3 separate regions of the Homo sapiens genome follow, and all the other regions are linked to region 2. A link is a contact called in ENCODE Hi-C or POLR2A ChIA-PET data. All regions are on one chromosome and are shown on one strand. The core of a region is the stretch at or near the end of the contact, and the rest is flanking DNA. Distances in the headings are between cores, read along the strand shown. Region 1 holds the start of MEPCE (methylphosphate capping enzyme). Region 2 holds the start of FAM200A (family with sequence similarity 200 member A). Region 3 holds the start of PILRB (paired immunoglobin like type 2 receptor beta).

Evidence for each region. Hi-C counts contacts between places; a loop is a spot of excess contacts on that map. ChIA-PET counts read pairs that join two places held with the same protein, here RNA polymerase II (POLR2A). Pooled maps may share reads with other maps.
Region 1: a loop to region 2 is called in a map of gastrocnemius medialis, with 4 times the contacts of the local background. The contact joins the promoter of MEPCE here to the promoter of FAM200A in region 2. A Hi-C loop is called at or near these places in 2 of 168 maps with a recorded cell type or tissue (CD8-positive, alpha-beta T cell and gastrocnemius medialis), 3 of 37 single-sample maps with no recorded cell type and 12 of 50 pooled maps. POLR2A ChIA-PET finds 5 or more read pairs at or near these places in 7 of 52 experiments (B cell, CD4-positive, alpha-beta T cell, CD8-positive, alpha-beta memory T cell and 4 more).
Region 3: a loop to region 2 is called in a map with no recorded cell type, with 3 times the contacts of the local background. The contact joins the promoter of PILRB here to the promoter of FAM200A in region 2. A Hi-C loop is called at or near these places in 2 of 37 single-sample maps with no recorded cell type and 1 of 50 pooled maps.

What each region holds. Positions count from the first base shown.
Region 1 is chr7:100,428,200-100,431,286 of GRCh38, reverse strand. MEPCE (methylphosphate capping enzyme) reads right to left here and starts at 1,456. Exons shown (of 4, transcript NM_019606.6): 1 at 1-1,456. The coding sequence starts at 1,268. ZCWPW1 (zinc finger CW-type and PWWP domain containing 1) reads left to right here and starts at 2,584. Exons shown (of 18, transcript NM_001386010.1): 1 at 2,584-2,719. RefSeq lists enhancers at 557-636, 1,507-1,646, 2,667-2,896 and silencers at 767-1,236, 3,057-3,087.
Region 2 is chr7:99,550,688-99,553,898 of GRCh38, reverse strand. FAM200A (family with sequence similarity 200 member A) reads left to right here and starts at 1,785. Exons shown (of 2, transcript NM_145111.4): 1 at 1,785-2,045. LOC105375422 (a long non-coding RNA gene) reads right to left here and starts at 1,734. Exons shown (of 3, transcript XR_927801.4): 1 at 1,415-1,734; 2 at 268-374. RefSeq lists an enhancer at 2,039-2,228.
Region 3 is chr7:100,356,608-100,359,949 of GRCh38, reverse strand. PILRB (paired immunoglobin like type 2 receptor beta) reads right to left here and starts at 1,833. Exons shown (of 4, transcript NM_178238.4): 1 at 1,584-1,833; 2 at 871-1,260; 3 at 413-613. The coding sequence starts at 1,647. STAG3L5P-PVRIG2P-PILRB (STAG3L5P-PVRIG2P-PILRB readthrough) reads right to left here. Exons shown (of 17, transcript NR_036570.1): 13 at 3,067-3,200; 14 at 1,584-1,730; 15 at 871-1,051; 16 at 413-613. MIR6840 (microRNA 6840) reads right to left here and starts at 3,299; the gene lies at 3,229-3,299.

The DNA.
Region 1 (3,087 bases), core at 207-2,706, 880 kb before region 2:
CCATAGTATTTGCAATAATTCCCATACTGGAACTTGCGCTGTTGCTTTTTGAAGCCTGCTGCAGGCAGTGGGTGGTGGTGGTGGTGGCGGCCTCCCCAACTCCCTCGGCCCTTTTCCTTGGAACCCTGGCCTCCACCCCTAGCCCCTGCCTCCGACTTGCTGGAAGTCCTGCGACGTTTGCGATGTCGGGAGGAGGAAGATGGGGGTGCAGAGATAACTGAGGCAGCTGGAGGGGCTGATAGGGAGCCTGAGGGACCCTGCAGAGCAGATGGAAGGGGAGACACCACTTCATCCCTGCAGTTGATGGCTGTGTTGAGTTCATAGGGTTGGGGGGCATCCCGGTTCTGGCCCCTGTGCCGCGGCTGCTGTGAGGCGCCCTCCCCGTGGAGTAAGGGGGTGAGAGGGGCTGTGGGCGGCACGGGGTGACTCTCACTCCCTCCGGCTGCCTGCTGCTGCTGGTGGTGCTGTCCCCGGTGTCTATGCCGCTTCCGACCAGTCTTGAGTGGCGAAGCAAGAACTACATGGCCCTCATCAGTGCAAGTATTGAGACTGAGCGGGTCAGTAATATCTTTGGGGATGAGGATCTCCACCGGATCTCGCCCTTTGGCCGGAAGGGGGGATGACTTAGGGGTCTCCGCGTTGAGAGTGCGGCTCACTTCCTCATCCAGGAGGCTATTCAGGTTCAGGGGATCAAAGATATTGCCCCCCAGGAGGAAGTTGGAGGGTAACACAGAGTCACAGTCCGAATTCACCCGCCTGCGCCTCTTGAAGGCCGGATGTTTGAAGCCTCCCCCGCCTCCCCCTACATTACAGCTATTTCTCCTCTTGCCCCCGCCCCCCCCAGGTGGCCGGTGGGGCTGATAGCCATTGCGGGGTCGAGGAGGAGCAGGGGGACCCAGCTCTGTCCCGCCCCCTCCCCGGCGCTCCTCCCCCACGTCCGGGGGAGCGGCTCGCCCCGGGGGATCCGACAGGCGGGCCTCCCCATGCGACTGCGCCTGGGGGCCGCCCCCTCGGTGCTGCTGCGCCTGGGGACCACTGGAGGAGGTGGCCGCGGCCCCGGGGCTTTCCCGACCGACCGCAGCGGCTGGGGACCCCGCAGATGGCGCGCAACGACCCGGACCACGCTCCGTCCCGCCGCGGAGCTCCCCAGAGGCGGCCTCTTGGTGCGGTGGCACCGTGGGGCCGCCCCCTCCGCCCGACTCATCTTTGAGCGGCGGCGGCGGGGCCGGCACCAGAAACGGCTCCTTCTCCGCCGCCATCTCGATCATTTCCTCCCCTTATTCCGTGCCAGTCGGGGTAACGAGGGGGATCAGGGGGCCTAACCCCCCCTGCCTGGACCCTGCTCCCTTCCCCCCTTTCCCGAGTGCGCGCGCAGCTCTGCTCTTCACGCCTAGTCTCGCGCCCAAGCGCCTCCCCGCCAAGTGCGCCCTACTAGCCCGCGAGACCAAAACAAGAGGCCCGCGAGACCCGAACTACTCGAGGACTCAACCGCGCGTGCGCCGACCCCTTTCTCCTCCGCCACTACCACCCGGCCGCGAGCGCGCACGGTGAGCGCGCGTTCCCTTCGCCCGGGAACCACGCATGCGCACTCCGCCACCACCCTGGTTGCGCGCGCATCAGACTACGAACCAACTTAACGGCTCTGGGAGTTTAAATATAACCCCCCCACAGCCCCCGCAAAAGCCCACCACCCCAAACTGACACCCTACTTCCCTGCGCAGCTATGTCCGGCCCTACTGATCTCCTTTGTCTCTGCCGCGCGATCCCACCCACCGTAGGCGGGGGACGGGAGCTGGTGTGAAAAGGTCTCCTTGACACCCGACCCTTGTTCCTGAGGAATGAGTCTCAGCGGTCTCCGCCCGGCTCTAAATCCAACAACCTCCCCACCCCGCCTCCTTCCTCCCCCCTAGTGGGCAGCGCCTGCGCACACCCTTTTGGGCTTGCGCGGGTAGAGGCAGCACGTGCTGAAACTGGCGCCCCGCCCCCCGTCTTAGGGGTTGGGCCTGTGACGTCGCTTCCTTAAGTTTGGTAAACGCAGCGTGCGTCAGCGCGATCCGGAGGGGCGGGGCTTCCTGACGAAGGGCGGGGCTCATGAATTATTCATGAGCTGTTGGTAGCAAACCTCCCCCCCTCTGCCCACCTTCTTAGAAGCGCTTCCGAGGGAGCGGAGGGGAGACCCTACAAAGCCAAGGAAGGGCGGGAGTGGAACTGGGCTCAGTAAAACGCGATAGGTCATTATAACTCACCCCCCTTGAAAATATTCTCTGCTGAATTGGGGAAAAATAAAAAGCACTAAAACAGCCGATGTTGTCCAACTTCCTCTTCCCCCGAAACGGCTGAGTCGTTCTCTGGCTCCTCTACCTTCCCCCAATCGCAATCACCTGGAGACGCCACACCACGCCTTCCTCTCCGCCTCAACACCCACGACCCGAACCCCAACGCATCCGCCCACTCCCGACGCCCGCTCACTGGCCCGTCAGTTCGCGGGCCTCTCAACACCCACCGCGGCGCCACGCCGACTTATATACCAGCGAGTGTGGGCGGGGACGGGGGTTCGGTCCGCGCTGGGCCCCCCCAGCTTCTGCCAATGAGGAAGAAGCGAGTCTACGCCGTTTTCCCGGGGAGATGCGCCGCCCGGTCTCCCTGCCAGCGGAGTGCTGGGCCGAGGACAGGGCGGCAGGGGTGACAGTGGGGTCCAGGAGAGTCTCAAAATCCTAAGGTGAGGGCGTGAAGGAGACCAGCAGGAAGAGGAGGAATTAGAGAACGGAAAGAGGGAGGAAAAGGCAGTCTGAAACAGAAAAGTTAGTAGATGTGCTTCAGGAACAATCAGGCGCCGCGGCCGCCGCCTAAAAATATGTGACACCAAAGAGGATTCTGGGATTTGTAGTTTTCCCGGGACGTTCGGGTGGAAGATGGCGGATTTACCTCAGCTGCGGAAACGCAGACGCTGTTTCCAGTTGCGCATGCGCCTCGGCCCCGCGAGCGCACCGCCCTCGGGTGGAGCTAGTGCTCAGGGCGTCCTCGTGCCTTTTCTTGGTGGCGGGAAACCTGGGTTGAGGTGTGAGGGGCTTGCGGAGTCGCTGCGGC
Region 2 (3,211 bases), core at 536-3,035:
TGTGACAGTGAACTCGAAGCTACAAAATTCATGGTGCATACTCATCATCCAGAAGCAGCTAGCCAGATAGGGTTTTGGAATGGCCTGTTGAAGACTGGGCTAAATTGCGATTAAGATGTAATGCCTTGCAAAGTTGGGAGCAGTTCTTCAGAATATGGTATATGCGCTGAAATGCATTGGGCCAAAATGGATATATAGTATTGTGTCTCCAGTAGGACTATGTGCATACAGGAGTAGCCTCTATTACTATCACACCCAGCCACTCACCTGTAGAATTTGTGCCTCCTCGCTCCGAAATCTGGAGCCAGCTGGGTTATGATCCTCATTTCCAGGAAGAACATTTCCTCTAGGAAACATTAAATCGTGCCACTGAACTGAAAACAGAATACCACCAGGCCACTTTGAGTTTCTTGTGCCAGTAGGTCCGTAGGCAAAGAAAGGAGTCGTTATAGAGATGCCTACAATTCCTGCCACACACACAACATAAATACAAAATCATATACCCAGTCAACTGCATTCAGTAATCTGCCTTCCTGGACCCTTTAGGCACTTCAGTGTAGGAATGGGGACGGGTGGGGAGGAGAGACTTTAGACAAAGAAGAAAAATACAGTGTGTAGCAATGTAATGACTCTTAGCGATGACTTGGAACCCTGGAAGGAAATATGAGGATGTATCTGGAGGAATAAGTTGAGACTATGATGTCATCACGGAGGACTGTAGGTTAGAAAGCCAGCCAGTGATAAAGGAGCAAAGATTGGATTTGACGGTGCCCTAGGAGGAAAAAAAAAAAAAAAAAAATATATATATATATATATATATATATATATGTGTGTGTATATATATATATGTGTGTGTATATATATATACATGTATATATATGTGTATATATATGTGTGTGTATATATATGTGTGTATATATATATATGGAGCAAAGATGCACTTAAGTGGATTATTGAGAAGACTCGTGGGTAGGTAGAAAATGGCAACCATAGCAAGATCAAACCCCCTAAGGAATGGAGCATTAGTGAGGGTCTAGAAGGTAATTCGGGATACCACGTAATCATAGGCTCTGTATCAGGTAGCCGTTCCTTTTGTAGGCTTTTATCTTATTGGGCTGTACCACAGACTTGCCCAGAACTTTTAGAGTCATGCCCCAGCCATTCAAGGTCTCAGTTACTGTTTTATAAAAGGTGAAGTTATTCTTGATCTAATCATAGAAGCCCTAATTATTACAATAACACTTGGACAGCAAAAACGCCTCAAATTCAACTTATTTCACCGTTGCTAATCTGAAAACTCCCTGGAAACATAAGGCAAACTCAGAATTTTATAACTATCTAGTGTTGGAAAGAACGTCTGTTGCCTATAGATCAAGTATTTGAAAATACTGCCCATTCAACTGGCAATACGTACATAATCAGCGTCTCAAGAGACAATCCCTTCGATTTGTGAAACCATTTATTCTTGATCTTCCTGTCTCCACCCTCGTTTCATTCAGCTCCTCTGCCACAGACAATCACTATTTTTATTGTAACTATTACAATTATTGTCATCAAGAAAAATAGAAGGAACATATAAATATCTGAGCAGGGCGGTATAAAGGGAAATTCATCCCTTTTTCCCCGCCCTGTGCACCTCCTCGGAGCGGACAAGCTGAGGAGCAAGATCCCCAAACCCGAGATTAGAGCCCTACACAGGGATGCAAAGTCCTCCCGCGATCCTAGAGAGGACCCCGAAGCGGAGCGCAGCTCCGGAAGGCGGGTGTGACGCACTTCCGGCTTTTGTGACGCTTTCCCTGGGCTCTGAAGGCCAGGGGGCTTGGATGTGAGTCTAGTGCTCCTGGTCCCCAAAGTCACAACCCCTTCTATCCCAGCATCCCAGACTTCTCCGGGCGGGGACAGAGTTGGACGTGCATGGCTGTGTCCTGCAATCCCCTCGCCACGACCGCCCGGGACGGAGTGGAAGCGGGTCCGTGCCCCCGTTCCTCGCGCCAGCCTCGGCGGTGGCAAGCGCTGTCCCCCAGCAGAGGTGTCCCTGGATACAGGTGGGAAGGGAACGAAGTTTTGGTTTCCGGATTGGAGACACCCCTGGGACTGGAGAGAGGCGGTCTGCGTGTCCCTTCTGGACCCCCAGTCCTGGTGTTTTACCCCAAAGACGCGCGGACAAAATGACCCCAGTCAGATATCTGTGCTCCCCAGTTGTGCCCACTGGTTTTTCTTGTGGTGGGGGCTTTTCTGGTTTCCTGGGTACCCCGAGTTGTAAAATTCTGGCGATCTTACACGATACCAAGTGCCATTGGCCTTATAATTTGTTTTATTCGGATGGGCTCGTTAAGCCAGTGTCCGCGGATGATATGTTCACCCTCAAACCCAGTACCATTATGGTGGTGATTAGAGTGAAGGCCGGGCGCAGTGGCTCACGCCCATAATCCCAGCACTTTGGGAAGCCTAGGCAGGCGAATCGTTTGAGGCCAGGAGTTCTGAGATCAGCCTTGCCAACCTAGAGAAACCCTGTCTCTACTAGAAATACAGAAAATTAGACGTGGCGGCACACGCCTGTAATCCCAGCTGCTTGGGAGGCTGAGGCAGGGGAATCGCTTGAACCCGGGAGGCGGAGGTTGCAGTGAGCCAGGATCGCGTCACTGCACTCCAGCCTGGGAGACAGAGAGAGAGAGTGAGACTCTGTCTCAAAAACAAAAAAAGAGAATGTTTGAAGCCTACTGAATAAAGAAGTGATTTGGATATAATAGGAAAAGCTCATTTACACTTCACCCTTTCCTTTCAAGACTTTAGGAAGGGGTCTTTTTGTTTCTTTGGTTGGTTTTTTTGTTTTTGAGACAGAGTCGCCCAGGCTGGAGTGCAGTGGTGCGATCTCGGCTCACTGCAACCTCCAGCGCCCGAGTTCAAGCTTCTCCTGCCTCAGCTTCCTGAGTAGCTGGAATTACAGGCGCCTGCCACCATGCCCGGCTAATTTTTGTACTTTTAGTAGAGACGGGGTTTCGCCATGTTGGCCAGGCTGGGAAAATGAACTCCTGACCTCAGGTGATCCGCCCGCCTCGGCCTCCCAAAGTGCTGCAATTACAGGGGTCAGCCACCACGCCCTGCCAGGAAGGGTTTTAAATGAGCAATTTCGGACATGGGGGGTTTTCAGTTGTGGGAGGTATCTATGCTTGACATCGAGGGATAAAGGAGAGAAGGGAATTTGTGGACG
Region 3 (3,342 bases), core at 584-3,083, 810 kb before region 2:
CCGGGTTCAAGCGATTCTCCTGCCTCAGCCTCCTGAGTAGCTGGGACTATAAGCGTGTGCCACCATGCCCAGCTAATTTTTGTATTTTTAGTAGACATGGGGTGTCACCATGTTGGCCAGGATGGTCTTGATCTCTTGGCCTTGTGATCCACCTGCCTTGGGCTCCCAAAGTGCTGGGATTACAGGCATGAGCCACCGCGCCCAGGCTGGGGGTTCTCACATGTGACCCTGCACCACCCCACTGCAGGAGGCCCCCGAGATGCAGACGCCCCAGCACAGGCCAGAGTCGGCCTTGGTGGGCTTGAGGGGAGCCAGCAGGGTCTGCATATTTCTGAAGTCCCTTAGCTGCAGGTGGGCTCAGAGAAACCCCCAGCTGGGAAGCTTGAGGAGACAGTGCGTTCTGGGCACTTACCTTTCCTTCTCCTCCACCACAGGAGGAGGAGGCACAGCAGTCCCAAAATGACAGTTTTGAGCACAGCGACAGCCAATGCAACCCTGATGGCAGTGTCCAGACTTAGGTGCCATGATTCTGAGTGCCCTTTGCTTTCTGTGACCCTGAGGCCGGCTATGGTGGTTGTGCTGCTGGGCCTCCAGGTGGTGGTGGTTGTGACAGCTGGAAGAGATGAGGAATGAGCAGACCCTCTTCTGGGGGTGTGGGGCGTCTGGATGAAAGGCATGGTGTGCTGCTTTCTAGATTGGGGACATTCAGGATGAGCAAGCTGCTCTCAGAAGCCCAGACATGGAAGGGGTAGCAAGGTGAAATGCTAACAGCTCTCAATCCAGACCACTGGGTTTAAATGTGAAGACATCAGTGGTCACCAAAACCCTCACTGCGGTGGGCAAGGCAGGTGTCAGGGCAGCTGGACTCACCCTGGGTGATGGTGAGTTTGGTCCCCTTGATGGACTGCAACTGCTGCCTCCCTGATCTCCGGGTGTCCAGCTCGACTCGGCAGAAATACACAGACTGGTCCTCCTTCCGCAGGTTTGAGATCCTGAGGAAGCCGCTCTCCTGACCCTCTGTCCAGTTCAGAAAGAGCCGGTTCACATAATCCTTGTGAATGGAAGGCGGCCTTGTGCTGTAGAAGGACTGCCCGTGGAAGTGGCCCCGTCTCCAGGATATTCTCACGTTGGGAACTATGGCTAACTCCCAGGGGTAATAGAAGGAGAAGGGGATTTCCACAGAGCCACCCATGGAGGCTGAGAGGTGTTTTGGTTGAGTGACCCCATAAAGGTAGCTTGGACCAGATCCTGTGGAGCCACCTAGAGGAAGGAGGGAGTGAGTGGGGGAGAGACCTTGAAACCACCTCAGGACACAAAGAGGGTGACCCCAGACCCTCCCACACCTTCACCCACAGGCAGTCGTGTGACAGGTGGCTGGACTGACCTCTGGCCTGGGTCTCCCACTCTTCAGGCATGGGGGAGGGTGGAGGGGGAAGAGATGGCGGCACCCACCCCTATGGGACCCGCCCTTGTTTGCTGGAGGTGGGAGCCTGGCCCCTGCCCCAGATGTTCTGCCTTTGTCTTGGGTTGGCCCCTCCTGTGGTTTGGGCAGAGACCATACCTGGGCGGTCCTGGGTACTCACCAGGCTGCAGAAATGCTGGCGGCTGCAGCAGGAGCAGCAGGGGCAGCAGCAGGGGCCGACCCATGGCCTTGTTCTTCTCCAGGGGACGGGGAGACCAGCAGAGCTGTCCAGGCAGGAGAGGGGCCCTGTGGAGGGGCTGCCTGAGGGCTGAGGTGAGTGGGGAGAGCCAGGGTGAGGCTCCCCAGAGGGCTGTGGGGGCCGGGGACCTTCCCCAAACCAGTACACCTCCAGGGTGACCAGCACTTCCTTTATCCATCTGGCTTCTTATTGCAAAAGGGCCTTAGGTGCCTTTTTATCCCTTGCCTAATTGCTCCGGCCAGGACTTCAAATCCTTTTTTTTTTTTTTTTTTTAGTAGAGATGGGGTTTTGCCATGTTGGCCAGGGTGGTCTCACACTCATAGGCTCAAGTAATCTGCCCGCCTCAGCCTCCAAAAGTGCTGGGATTACAGGCGTGAGCCACTGTGCCCGGCCTGACTTCAAATCCTGTGTTGAATAGAAGTAGTGAGAGCGGGCATCCTTCTCTTGTTCCTGATCTTGGAGGCAAAGATTTCAGTCTTTCATCTAAAATGACTGAAAGACTTTCAGCCATGGGCCTTGCATGACTGGCCTTTATTTTGTTGCAGTACATTCCTTCTCTTCCTGGTTTGTGGAGTGTTTTACCAGGAAAGGGTGTTCAGGCTGGGCACAGTGGCTCAAGTCACACAAAAGTGTCAAGTCAGCCCTGCCCAAGGGCCCCAGTGCCCATCTTCCTGCTGAGGGGCTGGGCCTCACCTTGGCTGGCTGGGCCCCTCCCACCTGGATCCCTGCAGACCCCACCGCACTCAGCCTCACTTCTCATCCCTTTCTCTGTCCAAGGCCAGCGCAGGCTCTTTCAGGGAGAGGAAAGGCGGGCCTGAGTCTGTGCTCTGCTGCACCCCAGATTCAGTCCTCAGAGAGGAGAAGGAGGAAGCCAGTGGAGGTCACAGGCGCTCAGCCCCCAGCCCAAGCACCAGAGCCCCCAGCTTGTCCTCTGTCCCTCTCCCTCCCTGGCAGGGGCTCCCATGCAGTCCCCAGGCACCACCACAGCCCAGCTGGCCTCTTCCCACCCCAGGCCTGCTCCCTTGGTGCAGGGACCACAGTCTTGCTCAAGGGGTGAGGGGGCTGACGGTCCCCTACACAGAGACTGGTCCCTCTCGAGGCCACCCCTTGACCCCCAGACATGAGACTGGATCTGCAGGGTCCCCTCTGACCTCCCTGCCCTACACAGGAGGGGACAGAGCTTGGAGAAGCCCTGTCCCAGGCCACATGACTTGCAGGGCAGTCCCAGGACTGGAGCCCCCTCTACCTGGATCTCTGGGCCTCAACTTCTGAGTTGCAGGAACTCAGGCATAGGGGAGCCCCAGGAGGTTGTTCCCTCATACAGCCCCTCAGGTCATTCCCTCCACACACCTGAGCCTATGGCTGAACCAGGAAGGTTCCTTGGTGCCAGGGCAGCTGGACTCACCCTGGGTGATGGTGAGGTGGGTCCCCTTGATGGACTGCCACGACAGCCTCCCTGATCTGTATGTCCAGCTGGACTTGGCAGAAGTACACAGACTGGTCCTCCTTCCGCAGGTTCGAGATCCTGAGGAAGCCTCCCTGAGGAAGTGAAGGCTCAGAGCAACAGTGGGCACCCCGCACAAAGTCCTGGGCCCGTCTCTAACAGGGGATCTGCAGGTCTTTGCCCGGGGGTGGTCACTGGAGCTTTGGTGACCCACAGGGCTCCCTCCATAGGAGGCTC